2 separate regions of the Homo sapiens genome follow, and region 2 is linked to region 1. A link is an interaction called in ENCODE POLR2A ChIA-PET data of the cell type or tissue named here. Cell type or tissue: A673. All regions are shown on one strand.

Evidence for each region. Peaks named below come from ENCODE experiments on the same cell type or tissue, not always from the same donor. Only the 100,000 strongest peaks of a DNase experiment are listed, where the experiment ranks them.
Region 2: POLR2A ChIA-PET joins it to region 1 with 9 read pairs; 5 of 35 experiments call an interaction of 5 or more read pairs at or near these places.

The regions. Positions count from the first base shown.
Region 1 is chr2:231,134,585-231,142,584 of GRCh38, reverse strand. It overlaps PSMD1 (proteasome 26S subunit, non-ATPase 1), which reads right to left. Exons shown (of 25, transcript NM_002807.4): 17 at 3,735-3,849. Among named protein-coding and RNA genes, the nearest start is that of HTR2B, 14 kb to the right of the region's middle. In A673, no CTCF peak of the experiment used is centred here; no DNase peak of the experiment used is centred here.
Region 2 is chr2:231,215,543-231,223,542 of GRCh38, reverse strand. It overlaps ARMC9 (armadillo repeat containing 9), which reads right to left. Exons shown (of 25, transcript NM_001352754.2): 5 at 6,750-6,905; 6 at 723-815. Among named protein-coding and RNA genes, the nearest start is that of ARMC9, 21 kb to the right of the region's middle. RefSeq lists an enhancer at 804-1,103. In A673, no CTCF peak of the experiment used is centred here; no DNase peak of the experiment used is centred here; H3K27ac peaks cover 413 bases.

The DNA.
Region 1 (8,000 bases):
TTATCTAGAAATAAAGGCTTGTTTAGTATGAGTAATAAAAAAACTTTTCATTCAATTAACTTGTCAGATGCTGTGTTTCAAAGAACATTTGCTCCTAGATATCATATTAAGTTCAGAATAATCTGAAAAGAAAAAAGAATCTAATTTACATTTAACTTATGAGGCCTGACATAAATGTCAACTTAAGACTCGAGGGGGGAAATACTTAGTAAAACATACAACTATATTCTTCCTTTGTTTACAGAACAGATGTGTTGTAGAAAAAAAATAAGGCCAATTTCTATAACTACATTCGATATACCCAATGACATCTCTAGTAAAACTGAAGATACATTCTCATGTAAGAAATTCTCCCCCCAAATAAATTAAAACATAAGTAAATTAATTAAAAATAAAAAAACTGGCCGGGCACAGTGGCTCATGCCTATAATCCCAGCACTTTGGGAAGCTGAGGCGGGTGGACAACCTGAGGTCAGGAGTTCGAGACCAGCCTGGCCAACATGGTGAAACCCCGCCTCTACTAAAAATATAAAAATTAGCCGGGTGTGGTGGCACATGCCTGTAATCCCAGCTACTCAGGAAGCTGAGGCAGGAGAATCGTTTGAACCCAGGAGGCGGAGGTTGCAGTGAGCCGAGATTGCACCACTGCAGTCCAGCCTGGGTGACAGAGTGAGACTCCATCTCAAAATAAATAAATAAATAAACAAACAAATAAATAAATAAAAACAAAAATAAAAAACAAAACTCTGTAATGACAGAGATGATGTCCAACTTGGTCACCATCACATCCTTTAATGATCTTGCCATCCATCATTCATGCAACAAACAAAGCTTTAATTTTAGGTTCCAGCAGTGAACATTATATTCTCAGTGATCTTACATTTCGGCAAAGACAAACAATAAATAAGTGTAAAATATATCAGGTGGTGGTAAGTGCTGTGAAGAAAAATAAAGCCCAGGCAACACAGCAAGACCTAGTCTCTATTAAAAAAAAAAAAAAATTAGCCTGGCATGGTGGTATGCGTTTGCAGTCCCAGCTAATTGGGAGGCTTGCTTAAGACTGGGAGATTGAGGCTGCAGTGAGCTATCATAGCCCCATTGTACTCCAGCCTGGGTGACAGTGACAAGAGTGAGACACTGTCTCAAAAAAAAAAAAAAAAAAAGTATAGCAGGGTAAGCAGACAGAATAGGATGAAATACTGGAAAGGAGGGATGTCTCTTTACAAATTTTTACACAATTGTTGCCATGTGTAGTGAAAAATAGCTTTTTTTTTTTTTTCTTTTGAGACAGAGTCCCACTCTTGTCGCCCAGGCTGGAGTGCAGTGGACCATCTCCACTCACTGCAACCTCTGCCTCCTGGGTTCAAGCAATTCTGCCTCAGCCTCCCGAGTATCTGGGATTACAGGCACCTGCCACCACACTAATTTTTTGTATTTTTAGTAGAGACAGGCTCTTGCCATGTTAGGCAGGCTGGTCTTGAACTCCTGACTTCAGGTGATCCGCCCGCCTCGGCATCCCGAAGTGCTGGGATTACAGGTGTGAGCCACCGCGCCCAGCAGGTTAATTTTTGTATTTTTAGTAGAGAAGGGGTTTCACCAAGTTACCCAGGCTGGTCTCAAACTCCTGATCTCAGGTGATCCACCCGCCTTGGTTGCCCAAAGTGCTGGGATTACAGGTGTAAGCCACCACACCTGGCCTTTTTTTTGAGATGGAGTTTCACCCTTGTCCCCCAGGCTAAAGTGCAAGGGCATGATCTTGGCTTACTGGAACCTCCACCTCCTGGGTTCAAGCAATTCTCCTGCCTCAGCTGCCTGAGTAGCTGGCATTACAGGTGCATGCCACCACGCCTGGCTAATTTTTGTATTTTTAGTAGAGTTGGGGTTTTGCCATGTTGCCCAGGCTGGTCTTGAACTCCTGACCTCAGGTTATCCAACCGCCTGGGCCTCCCAAAGTGCTGTGATTACAGGTGTGAGCCACTGCACCTGGCCAAAAATAGCTATTTTTATTCCCAGCCTCAATAATCTTTCATGTGACTAGAAAAACTTATTTGTACACAATACCAACACTCTTTTTTTTTTTTTTTTTTTTGAGATGGAGTCTTGCTCTGTCACCCAGGCTGAAGTGCAATAGCGGGATTTTGGCTCACTGCAACTTCTGCCTCCTGGGTTCAAGCAATTCTCCTGCCTCAGCCTCCTGAGTGGCTGGGGTTACAGGCGTGTGCCACCATGCCTGTCTAATTTTTGTATTTTTAGTAGAGATGGGGTTTCACACCATGATGGTCAGGCTGATCTCAAACTCCTGACCTCGTGATCTGCCCACCTCAGCCTCCCAAAGTGCTGGGATTACAGGTGTGAGCCACAGTGCCTGGCCCACAATACCAATATTCTTTATTGGAAAAAAATTCAAGGAATCTAAAATTTTTAGATTCCTGGAATCAGTCCATAAACTTACAACTATGTTTTGTTTTGAGTTTGGACAACAGATGATAAAAAAAGTGACTCCTTTCTCTCTGATGCAAAGGCACTGGGAGCAAAGCCTTGCTCTCAGTCTTATACATACACACTTTGTTAAAAGGTTCACTTCTGGGAGGTGGCCAAGGTTTGTGCATATGTGCTATGAGAGTCAAAGTGTCATGATTATGTCACTGCTGTGAATTATGAATACTTGTTATTTATGCAATAGCACATTTCTTTATGAATCTCATGATGAATTATGTTTTCAAATCATCACCTTACCCCATTCAACTCTTTTTTTATAACTTTTGAGGGCTTAACAAATACCAGGTTACCTATTAAGGTTAGATATGAGAAAACAGGTAAATAGCACATCGGTGATTTGCTTAAAACAGAAATGTTATCAAATCAGCCGATTTTGGTGGCTTCGGATGAGAACCTTGTTTTCCAGAATACTAATTATACAAATTAAACATGTAACATAATCATATAAAATAACCTGAGTAGTTATTTAACAACAACAAAAACTATTTTATTTTCTTCTTCTTCTTCTTCTTTTTTTTTTTTTTTTTAAGAAATCAATGGGCCAGGCACAGTGGCTCATGCCTGTAATCTCAGCACTGTGGGAGGCTGAGGCAGGAGGATCACTTGATCCCAGGAATGTGAGACCAGCCTGGGCAACATAGTGAGACCCCTTCTCCACAAAAAATAAAAAAATTAGCTGAGTGTGTTGGCAGTGGGCAGTGTTCCTGCCACTGCACTTCAGCCCAAGCAACAGAGCAAGACTCAAAAGAAAAAAAAAAAAAAAAAAAAAAAGAAAGAAAAAAAGCCTGGTGCGGTGGCTCATGCCTGTAATCCCAGCACTGTGGGAGGCCAAGGCGGGTGGATCACCTGAGGTCAGGAGTTCGAGACCAGCCTGGCCAACATGGTGAGACTGCGCCACTGCACTCCAGCCTGGATGAAAGAGTGAAATTCCGTTTCAAAACAAATAAACAAACAAAAAAAACAAAAACAAAAAACCCAGAAATCAATGATTTCAAAAAGAAATTCAAAAGCACTGTTTCAGTTACAGCTATCCATGTAATGTGACGATTTATTCTTAAGCAGCTTTGGGCAATCCAGCATCGCAGAATGAGGGAGTACTGGGAAGCTTTGTATGGCAAGTTTACTCTTACAGATCACATTGCACTTGTATTTTTACAGCTGTTACATAAATTCTGCGGCGAGGGAAAACAGTCTGGCGCCAAGAAAGAACTGACCCCATTGGCTGTGGGCTTTACCTTGTTTCCTGTACCAGCACAGCATATCCCCAAGGCCATTGCAGCTCCGTAGCGCACATGAGGGTTGTAACTCTCTGACAACAAAGAGACAACACTTGGGCACTGTTCAGGGGTTCTGATAAGAAACAGAAAGCGAAGCCACTGTTATAGGTAATCTATTTTAAGTTAAGACAGAAGAGTTTTAACCAAGTTGTTTTTGAAAAAGTTATAGGAAACAATGAGCATTTAAAACATAAATTGCAGAATTAAAAATCTTTCATAGAGTTCTAATTATTGATAGAAGAAATCTGATCTTCAATATTCAGAGAATATATGTACAGAAAGGGGACTCCTTTCTCAGTATAAGTGAGTCCTCAGCCATAGGTCTGGATTCCAGTTATTCTCTGGTACCTCCTCCATGGCAGGAACAGCCATGTTGGGGGTAGCACACTGCTCTACATCTATTTTCCTATTTCTTGGTTACTTTGCATTTTGTTCCAGAAGACAAAAGTCATTTATAGTAATTCCTGGACATTTCCTAAGTTACATGAAAGATTTAAATCCCCCAGTATCACTTTAGTTGAATAATAAACTGATAAAGAAGCCTTGATAATGAAGAAATTCTGACTTCTGCATTTTTGCTTTAGCAATTATTTTTGTGTTGGTAAGAAGAGAAATTATTTTTCATTCTCTCCATATTTGCAACAAGATAAAAAATAGGACAAACTTGACTAATGGTATACCTGACCCCATCTTTTAAAAGATGATCCTGGCTGGCACAGTGGCTATCCTTGAAGAGCAGCAGGACTAGGGTAATAACTAGAAGAGAATGTAAGAAGAGCTTCTGGAAGGCTGGTAATGTTATGATCTTGAATTGGGTACTGGTTACACAGGTGTATGCAGTTGTGAAAATTCATCAAGCTGTGGGCTAATGATTTTGTGCATGTTTTTGAATGTATATTAAACTTCAATAAAAAGATTTTTTTGCAGCCATGAAGAATGAAATCATGTTTTTTGCAGCAACATGGATGCAGATGGAGGCCATTATCCTAAGTGAATTAAGGCAGGAACAGAAAACCAAATACTGCATGTTCTCACTTATAAGTGAGAGCTAAACACTGGGTATTCATGGACATAAAGAAGGCAACAATGAACACTGGGAACTGGAGGGAGGAGGGAAGGGTGCTGGGTTGAAAAACTATTGGGTACTATGCATAATACTTGGGTGACGGGATCTACCGTCCCACAAACTTTAGCATCACACTATATACACACATAACAAACCTGCACATGTACCCCCAGAATCTAAGATAAAAGTTGAAATTACAAAAAAAAGAAAGAAAAAAAAGAAACTAGGCTCTTTCCTAGACTTTGAAGCTGCATATACAGCTCTAGATTTTTCACCATCGCCAAACATTTACTGAGACAAAACCAACACACATAAGAATGTGTATTAAAGGCGGGCACAGTGGCTCATGCCTGTAATCCCAGCACTTTGGGAGGCTGAGGTGGACAGATCACTTGAGGTCAGGAGTTTGAGACCAGATGGCCAACATGGTGAAACCTCCTCTCTGCTAAAAATACAAAAATTAGCCAGGCATGGTGGTGGGCAACTGCAACTTGCTACTCGGGAGGCTGAAGCAGGAGAATCCCTTGAACCCGGGAGGCAGAGGTTGCAGTGAGACAAGATTGCACCACTGTACTCCAGCCTGGGTGAGACAGCGAGACTCCATCTCAAGGAAAAAAATAAATAAATAAAATATATAATATATAAAATATAATATATAAATATATATTATACATAAAAATATATATATTTATATATTATATAATTATATATGGTACATAAATATATAACACAATATATATTATTTATATATTATAATTATATAATATATATAATATATATATACTATATGTAAATATAATATATATTATATATATAAAAGTGGCAAAGCGGCATAAACTACCTAAGATATGAATGCTAAGGAGAAAAAAATATCACAGAAAGAGGTAACAGTGGTCAGGAGACGAATTCACAGAGAATGCAGACATAAAGTGACTTTGAAAGTATTGGAAGAATTGGACAAATGATGAAGAGGAATATAGGCATCAGGATAAGGAAAGTAAGTCAGCAAAGGTCTAGAGATGGGAATTCACCTGGCTTGTCTAATTTGAACACAGTCAGTGTTTTTGTAGCACATGTAATAAAAAATAAAAGTGGAAAGGCAATTAAGAGCAAAATGATACAGTGTCTTGAATGTCAGGTTTAGCAATTTGCATTTTATTTTGCAGATAAATGGAATGATGATTTAGAAAGATTAAGGAGATACCTGTGAACAAGACAGGTTAAAAGCATGAAGGTGGAAAAACCAGCAAGAAAACTATTTCAGTAATTCAAACCAATAAAATAAAATTCATAAACTATTGGCCCAAGGGCCCAATCTGGCCCGTAGCAGATTTTATTTGGCCTACATACTTTAAAAAAATTCAAAATAAGTTGTCACCATTTAAGATGGGAATATTTCACATTAAAACCCGAATTTCCAACTTCTCCAGAAAGGCTGTTTCAAGACCTTCATAGTTCCTAGGGCCCAGGCACTGAGTTTGGAGGTCCTGCCCTACTTTCTTTTAAAAATACTAAAGTGAACCGAAATCCTACACTGAATATAATTTATATGTAACTGTATAGAAGTTGACTTGCATTTAATTAATTGACATTTTAGGGTTTTCAGACATTTAATTAAAACATTTATTTATTAAAAAGGCATTTTAAAAAAAGACTATCCTGTTATGAATGAAAACAATTACCACAAACCAACTCAAATCTATAATTCTATGTTGGAACTGTCCTCCAGCCTCAAACTCCAGACAGTGGTGAATTCAAATTTCAAAGGAGTAGAACGAAGTTTATGAAAACTGTAACTGTTAAAATGAAATTTTGCAGTAAGGAAAGGTTAGATTATTTTTCCCTACAATAGAGTCCATCACTCTTTCTTGAGAATGTTCTCAGTTTGCCTAAACTTCCTTGTATGAATAATTTGGAAATAATACTAATTGTCACTAGTATTATTAGAAACAGTATGGGAAAAACAGTATGGTGGTGTGAAAAAAGCAATATATTAGAAAACTAAAGATCTAGGTCCTAGTTCTAGTTTTGCTAAATTTGTTAGTTATGTGACATTAGACAAATCACTTGGGTTTTCTCCTTTATAATTAGAGATAGATTTTCTTGACTGTTTTCCAGGAATAACAAAAACCAGATGAGCAAGTAACTGAAAATATAGTAATAACATATATGCTATCAGTTATTATGTACTGAGAAAAATAACAGTAAGTTATATAAGAGGGAACCATGAAGTCTAAAACTCATGTTCTAGTTCCTGTTTTGTCTCTAAATAGTTGGGCCAATTTAGACAATGTTCAATCAACCAAACATTCCAGGGTCCTTTCCTCATCTGAAAAGAGGAAGAATGGGACTAGAAGTTCTGTAAGTCTGTTCCAACTTTACAATTCTACAGCATTTAAAAATGAACCAATTATTATAGGTTTAAATCAATGCCTATTATTATAGGACAACTTTTCTTCAATGAGTAACATTCCAATGAAATAAAAATAAAATTTAAAATGATATTACACCAAAGAGGCTATTGAAAAGTTATTCTAAAACTTGTAGTTGAAACTACCATTTAACTTCTATTTTCACTCCTATAAGGCTAAGAACTTAAAGCTCTTTCCGTAATTTGATACCCAAATCATCTAACAAACTCACTCAAGTGTTTTGCCACCTAATTAATTACCAATAAAACCACTCTAGACTGCACAAGGGCTGAGACTATATTTTCTGTCTCCCATAATTTGTTAGCACAGTGCCAGGTACTATAGGTAAAATAATTTTTATTACTTAATAAGAGACAAAGAGAGTTAAACTAAATTTACATTTAGAGACTTAGACAGCAAGTATTTTCTACTAAGTTCAAGGCCTAATGGTTAAGCACTAGGAAATACACCAAGCTCTTTCCTGTTCCACTTTTGCTTTCTCCCTTAAATTTATAATTCAGCTAGATAATCAAAACCAGGGAAAACTGACATACCTGTGAGTATTTCTTTCTAAGGCTAATTGAGTCTTGAATGGGCACAATTCTGATAGCAGAGGGATAAATGTTGTTGGAAAGGAATGAACACTGGAATGTGAGAAACAAGCTTGAGGAAAAGTAGGTAGAAAAACCATATTGATTTTGTGTAGAGGAATAATGAAGATAACACTAGAAATAAAAAATCAGGACT
Region 2 (8,000 bases), 81 kb before region 1:
TGTTATGAAATAACTTTGGATACATTTTTATTCCAAGTAAAAGGAGATACTTGTCTTTAAAAACTAATAACCTTTGGGAAATTAGTCTTCCATGGGTTGGGTGACCTAACGTTCTGCTCTTTCTGAAACAGGCTCTATTTACACCTGTCACCCTGGTACTTTGTCCAGTTAGTGCCCCTTTTTACTTTCAAAAGTGTCCCAGTTTGAACTGGACTGTGGTGATACTGCACAGCTCTGTACGTTTGCCAAAAAGCATTAAATTGTACACTTACCATGGGTAGATTTTATGGTATGTAAATTTACACCTCAATAAAGTTATTTAAAAAGAAGTCCCAATTTGAATGACAAGTTAGATGGTCACCCGATCCATATGCCATGGCCTGAAGGGCTTAAAAGTGGTTAAGTGACATTCTGCAAAGGGACAATTATCCCAAGGAATTCTTTTACAAGAAGGTAAACTTTCTTTTCTACCAAGACAACTTCTAGCCACGTGACATCAAAATAAGACCTTGCCAAAAAGAAAGTCTCAGAGATCCAATGATATAGAAGTTGATCTCTATAGGCCCTGCCATTAATGATTCATTGACCTTGTAAATATGAAAGCAACACTATTAATTATCCCGATTTAATGAGGCAACCTCAATAAACCTAAGCCAGCGTGCAACTCTAAATAAAATCTGCTCTAAAACCATAGGTGGTCTCTATTTGCTTCAAAAGGATACATATATTGTTAAAAGCTTTGGCGTGTTGCTGGCTTTAGATATTAAAGCTAGAAACTTTATCAACTTCAACTTTAACTCTGGAGTCCAGGAATCCTAAAGAAAAAAGGGAACAAAAATACAAACATTAGATTACTAAGTACCAATAGCATCATCAAGTTGAGGTCATTAGGCTAAAAAACCCTGCACAGTGATTGAAACCAAAACCAAAATGCCAGTGACGTGAGGCTGTGAAAAACAGGTCTTAGGACATCTGACCAACTCATTTACAGAAGATTCAAGTGCCCACAGTAGGAAGAAAAAATAGAGTTCTTTCATAAACAGGGAAAAAATAACCCTGAACATGATTTGAGTATTTCATGTGATTTAAACACAGTCGTGACAAGGAACCTTATTAGGCTGCATACCAAAAATAGTTCAGTACAGTCTAGGCACGCACAGCACTGGGAGGCGTAACATAAACAATTATCACTAAGTTACTGAGAGTCTCCCCAAGAAAGGGACTCATTTCCACAAACCTCGTCTAGATAAGAAAAAAGGACAGAAGCTATTTTCTGCCACAAATACCCCACCATGTCAAGAATTATGATATAGTCTTAGCATGATTTGTCCTTTAAAAACAAATTATTTATCTCAAATAATGCTCATCAAGAAGAAAAAATTAATGACTTAAATAAGAAAAAACATAACAAGTAACAATCTTTGTCTCAGGACAATTTTCCTTATACTCTTTATACAGAAATATCTTCCACCCAAACCAAGAAGTTCCACAAAAATGCAGCGAAGCCACTAAAAATTCATACCCACCATCCTCTTAGATGCTGCCCCATGGCCCTCAGACCTTTCCATCCTTCCCCACTGTCTCTGCCTCTCCAGCTCTGTACCCTCCTCCATGCCTCCCACCCCCACCCAATCATTCTAGCCAGCATGTCATCTGATTTCTAGAAAAAATACTGCCAGATGAGCAGAAAGTTCTTTTTTTTTTTTTTTTTTGAGACAGAGTCTTGCTTTGTCACCCAGGCTGGAGTGCAGTGGCTCGATCTATGCTCACTACAACCACCGCCTCCCAGGTTCAAGCAACTCTCCTGCCTCAGCCTCTTGAGTAGCTGGGTCGAGGGTCACCAAGCCTGGCTAATTTTTGTATTTTTTTTTTTTTTGGTAGAGACGGGGTTTCACCATGTTGGCCAGGCTGGTCTCGAACTCCTGACCTCAAGTGATCTACCTGCCTTGGCCTTCCAAAGTGCTGGGATTACAGGCATGAGCCACCATGCCCGACCAGAGAGTTCTTATATTTTTAAAAAATTGTGTAATTCCCTGATACTGCATGATAACTTTGTTTATAAGGTGTGTGTTATTATGGATTGAACTGTGTTCCCTCAAAATACATGCTGAAGTCCTAACCCCTGGTACCTCAGAACATGAGGTCATTGGGAATGGGGTCGTTGCAGATGTAATTAAAGTTAAGATAAGGTCACACTGGAGTAGGGTGTGTCCTTAATCCAATATGACCTTAATCCAATATGTCCTTACAAGAAGAAGAAAATTTAGACACAGACACAGAAGGAAGACGGCCATGGGACAATGGAGACAGAGACTGGAATGATGCTGCCACAGTCACAGAACACCCGTGGCTACAAGAAGCTGGGAGGGGAAAGGAAGGATCCTCCCCTAGGATTCAGGGACAGCATAGCCCTGCCAACACCTTGATTTCAGATTTGCAGCCTCCAGAACTGTAAGACAACGAATGCCTGCTGTCTTAAGGCATCTGGCCTGTGGTACTTTGCTAGGGCAGCCCTAGGGAAATCACCCAGGTGCTACAACTCAAGGTGGTCTACGCTCAACCACACAGAGAAGAATCTCAGGAAAGGACTGCTATGTCTCAAAAAACAAACAAAACAAAATGCTTGGGACATACAGACTTCCAGTTAGATTGCTCTGTTGTTGATTACTATTTTGTATTACCAACAAATATGTGTTTTCAATGTAATTACTTACTTTATGATGCTCTGCTAATGACAGGGATGAGACTGAAATAAAGCCTCTTTGGACATGAGTCACCTATTTTTTTCTTGACCATTCTTATTTTTTCTGTGCTTTCAACTCTGAGAATAAGAACATTTCCAAGCTGGGCGTGGTGGGTCGATTTGTTAAATGAACAGGAGGTCAGAGACAGGAGGAAAATTAGAGCTAGGAAGCCAAGGAATTTTTTTTTTTTTTTTTTTTTTTTGAGATGGAGTCTCGCTCTGTTGCCCAAACTGGAGCGCAGTGGTGTGATCTCGACTTGCTCCAACCTCCGCCTCCCGGGTTCAAGAGATTTTCCTGCCTCAGCCTCCGGAGTAGCTGGGATTACAGGCATTAGCCACCATGCCCAGCTAATTTTTGTATTTTTAGTAGAGACAGGGTTTCACCATGTTGGCCAGGCTGGTCTGGAACTCCTGACCTCAGGTGATCCGCCCACCTTGGCCTCCCAAAGTGCTAGGATTAGAGCTGTAAGCCACTGCACCTGGCCTAAAGTTTTAATGTGTTAAAGAAATAAAAGACAGGAAGGAATGAGAGACTATAAAAATGTCCCAGCAATTTCAATAAACAACAAAAAAATAAACTTCTGAAAAAAAAAGAGTTAACTGAAATTACAAATTCAATGAAAAGGTTAAAGAACAGACTAAACATAGCTGGAGGGTGAGTTTGTGAACTGGAAGGCAGATGTGAAGAGATCACCCAGAATACAGCCAGAGAGATTAAGAGAAGGAAACATAAGATGTTAAAAGGTATGGCGAGCACAATGATTTGCACGTTCTTAGCACTACTCAGCTGAACCCTCAGAAATGGTCAAAATGGTGGTGGCGCACGCCTATAGTCTAGCTACTCGGGAGGCTGAAGTGGGAAGATCACTTGAGCCCAGGAGGTCAAGGCTGTAGTGAGCTATAATCATGCACTCCAGCCTGGGGGATAGAGTGAGACCCCATCTCTTTAATACTAAAAAGAAAAGTCAAAATGGTAAATTTTATGTTATGTGTATTTTACAATTTTTTTAATGAAAAAAAAAGACATGGAGAATATAATAGGTCTAATATACATTTAGTCAGATATCTAGGAGATAATAAAGAGAATGATACTATACAAAGAGATACTAATTGAGAATTTTTCAGAGTTGTTGAAAGACACAAAACTTCACATCCAGGAAACCCAACAAATCTCAAGTAAAAATAGAAATCTATCCCTAGAAACACTGTAGGGAAATGATACAAACCCAGAGGCCAGATAAAAGAGATTGATCACCTTCAAAGGAACGGCAATTAGACTGACAGCCAACTTCAAAATAGCAGCAATGCGAGCTAGGAAATGATGCAATCTAGCTAGGATTTGTATCTTCAATGTAGTAAGAGACAATAACTGTAAACCTAGTATTCTAATCCTATCTGAGAAAGCAATAAAGACACTGCAGTCAAACAAGAACTGAAAGAAGAGATCTTCAAGGAAAGGGGGTTTTAAAGACATGTACTTAAATAAGAGGAGACGACTATCCCAGATGGAAGAGGTCTTTAACACAAGATGGAATGATGAACAAAAATACTGGTAGCTATAAGGGAAAATCTACACACACTGATTGCATAAAATAGTAAAACTTCTTAATTTGTACATTTAAAATATATAACTAAGATACTTGACAAAAAAAAAAAGGACATAAATTGTGAAGGGGATGAATGAAGTTAATGCATTCTGAGTTCCTTGAATGTTCTGGAAGAAAATAAAGATTAAATTTAGACTTTATGGCTGGGCGTGATGGCTCATACGTGTAATCCTAGCACTTTGGGAGGCTGAGGCAGGCGGATCACCTGAGGTCAGGAGTTTGAGACCAGCCTGGCCAACATGGTGAAACCCCGTCTCTACTAAAAATACAAAAATTAGCCGGACATGGTGGCGTGTGCCTATAATCCCAGCTACTCAGGAGCCTGAGGCAGGAGAATCGCTTGAACCCGGGAGGTGGAGGTTGCAGTGAGCCAAGATTGAGCCATTGCACTCCAGCCTGGGTGACAAGAGTGAAACTCCATCTCAAAAAAAAAAACAAAAGACTGACTTGATTATGTATACATACTAAAATATCTGTGATTACCATTAAAAGAACATATGTAGACTAACAAAAGAAAAAAATGGAATAAAATGAATCTCCATGAATACGGAAGGTCATTAAATTCCTTAAACCACCAGAAGCTGAACTCCACCTTGGAACACCAAATCTGAGTGAGTCAAGCTGCCAGCTGCAGCCTCTGCTAGGCCCCATCCCCGATTCTGCCAGCTCTACTGCCACCTGGATCCAAGCTTTATCTATGCCACTATGCCAGAATATTCACGAACAGAATACTTAGGAACAGAAGTCTCACTGTGAGAAAATCTACCATCTCCTTCCAAGAATATTTATTTTTAGAAATTTTTTAATTTAATTTTTAATTTTTTAAAATTTATTTTTATTATTTTCTTTGTTTTATCCTCGAAGACATCTGAACCCTTCCAGATTTAATCACCTTCTTAACCACTTTTTTCTTCAACCTTCTGGGAGAGGAAGTAGGTAAAACTAAATCTAGAATGATCAAGAAAAAACAGCAAAAATTTCAACTTGGGCTACTCTACAAAAGGCCTGCTTTAATGAAAGCGGTCAACTAAGTAACCTTCAGTTTAGCAGTTACTATTCAGGAGGGATGAAAGTTGTTTTACAGAATTACAACTGAATGGGATGCTGAAATGTACTGGGATTTGGAAGAATTGCATCAGTTGCTGTTGAGTGAGAGTGACCTGGGTGACAGAATGAGACTCTGTCTCCAAAAAACAAACAAACAAGGCGCGGTGGCTCACGCCTGTAATCCTAGCACTTTGGGAGGCCGAGGCAGGTGGATCACCTGAGGTCAGGAGTTCAAGACCAGCCTGGCCAACATGGTGAAACCCCATCTCTACTAAAAATACAACAATTAGCCAGGTGTGCTGGTGCGCACCTGTAGCTCCAGCTAAACTCAGGAGGCTGAGGCAAGAGAATCGCTTCAACCCAGGAGGCAGAGGTTGCAGTGAGCCGAGATCGCGCCACTATACTCCAGCCTGGGCGACAAAACCAACCAAACAAACAAACAAAACATATGTGTGTTACAATTCATAGGACTATACATCCTGAAAAAGTCAATTCTGTGTGTGATAATGTAAAAATTGTTAGGTTGCCATTCGAGCAGGTGAGAATCCTTGCTTTCTGTAATTTTTTTTTTTTTTTTTGAGACAAGGTCTCACTCTGTTGCCCAGGATGGAGTGCAGTGGCACTCCTGGTTCACTGCAACCTTCACCTCCCGGGTTTGAGCAACTGTTCTGCCTCAGCCTCCTGAGTAGCTGGAATTACACACCCGGCTAATTTTTGTACTTTTAGTAGAGACGGGGTCTCCCCATGTTGGCCAGGCTGGTCTCAAACTCCTGGCCTCAAGTGATGCACCCACCTCGGCCTCCCAAAGTGCTGGGATTACACGTGTAAGCCACCGTGCTCAGCCAACTTTCTGTAACATTTTAACACTGGTACACATATGCCTAAAAACTACTTTTGTTTGCTTTGATGTATATACAAAGGGAATCACATAGCATGTCCTCTCTTGTATCTGGCTTAAGATTTCATCAATGTGTAATTTAGTTCATTCATTCTCATTGATGTATAATATTCCATTGTGTGAATATAATACAATGTATTTATGCATGCTCCTGTTGGTGTACAATTGGGTTGTTCCTAGTTTTTGCTATTACAAAGTGTTAATTACTATAACTCTTCCAGATTTAATGTATGTAGAAGTTGCAAACCACTGCTAGTATAGGATGGCAAAAACCAAACCTAACTAACCATCCAATAGGAGACTGACTAAACAAATTATGGTTATAACTAAAAATAATACTAATGTAAGCAAATTTTAGTTTTTTTAAAGCATCATTCAGAAGCCCCCAGCATACAGAAGGTAAAACCACAATGTCACCCAGGATCTGACACAAGAGTTAAAAGCTGACATTTACCTGGAAGAGTTCTTTAAATGAGGGGTGCACCATAGGGTTGGGAACAAAAGGAAGGGCATAGAAAGGAAGAAACTCTGTGGTCTGGCTCAAGGCTGCCCCTTTGGTCTCCAGGTAGGTTTTGAAGTAGGAAATCTTTTCATCCAGCTCCTCTTTGTCCTAGAAGAAGGGAAAACACTTGTTTGAGGTCTCCAGATCAATGCCCAGTCTATCTGCTCACCCCATCCTCTCTCTGAGGCTCCTTCTGTCCCAGTCGTGTCGCTGGCATCCCCTATCTAACCTGGCAGGTGCATTGTCTCTAGAATTCTACCATCCACCCTAAATTTCCCCCTTAATGAGACTATGTCAGGAAGATCAGACAACTATATATACAGTTCAATATGCTGCTTTTTAACTTTATTATTGCCATTTTCTCATGTCCTTAAAATTCTTCATAAACATTTTTAATGGCAGGACAAAACCTCATGTTGTCTATCACATTTATTTAACTAGCTTCCCCATTATTACCTAGACACATTGCTTCTACTTTTCAGATATAAATAAGTATCTGTCTGCATTACCATGCCTCCAGCAGGAGCGGTTTCTAAAGATTAACAGGCATTTCTTTATGGTGTTGGAAACAAAAGCTTCCAAGTCACTCCTTTCCTTTCTTGTGCTAAGGCCTGGGCTCGCTCTGTGTCACTACTCCATGTGGATCCCAGGCAAGTCAGTTCCCCTCTCGGGGCTTCTATCTCCTCTTGGCCCTCAATGAGAAAACCAGAGGAGGTGAATGTGGGGCTTTGCTCCCACACTGGCTCTACTAATCATGGCCTTCACAGTCTCGTACATAGACTAAGCCTGTTCTTACAAACACATCTCAGTTGACCTATACCATGAGCCCTCTTTTGACCCCCAGACTTAAACAGAAATACAAACAGAAAATGAAAATCTCCTGTGATCTTCCCTGCAAGAGTGATAACCTGAGGAAGAGCCTTCCAACAACGGCTACCACAATGTATGGTCCTGCTGCTCCCTCCACCACTGTCCCCACCGTTGGTGTTCTGACATTCTCATGTGTTCACCTTGGTCCATAGGGCAGTCATTAATGCACGGGGTCAAATGCCAGCTTGCCTCTGCTGCCCTTCTGTCATTTACTCTGCACTCAAAGCTCAGCCACCGCAGCAGCTTCACATTTCAGCCTTCTCCTCTCTTCCCATCTCCAGCCCCATCTGGGAAAGGACTACAGATGCTAAATTCAACCTATCACTCAAAAGG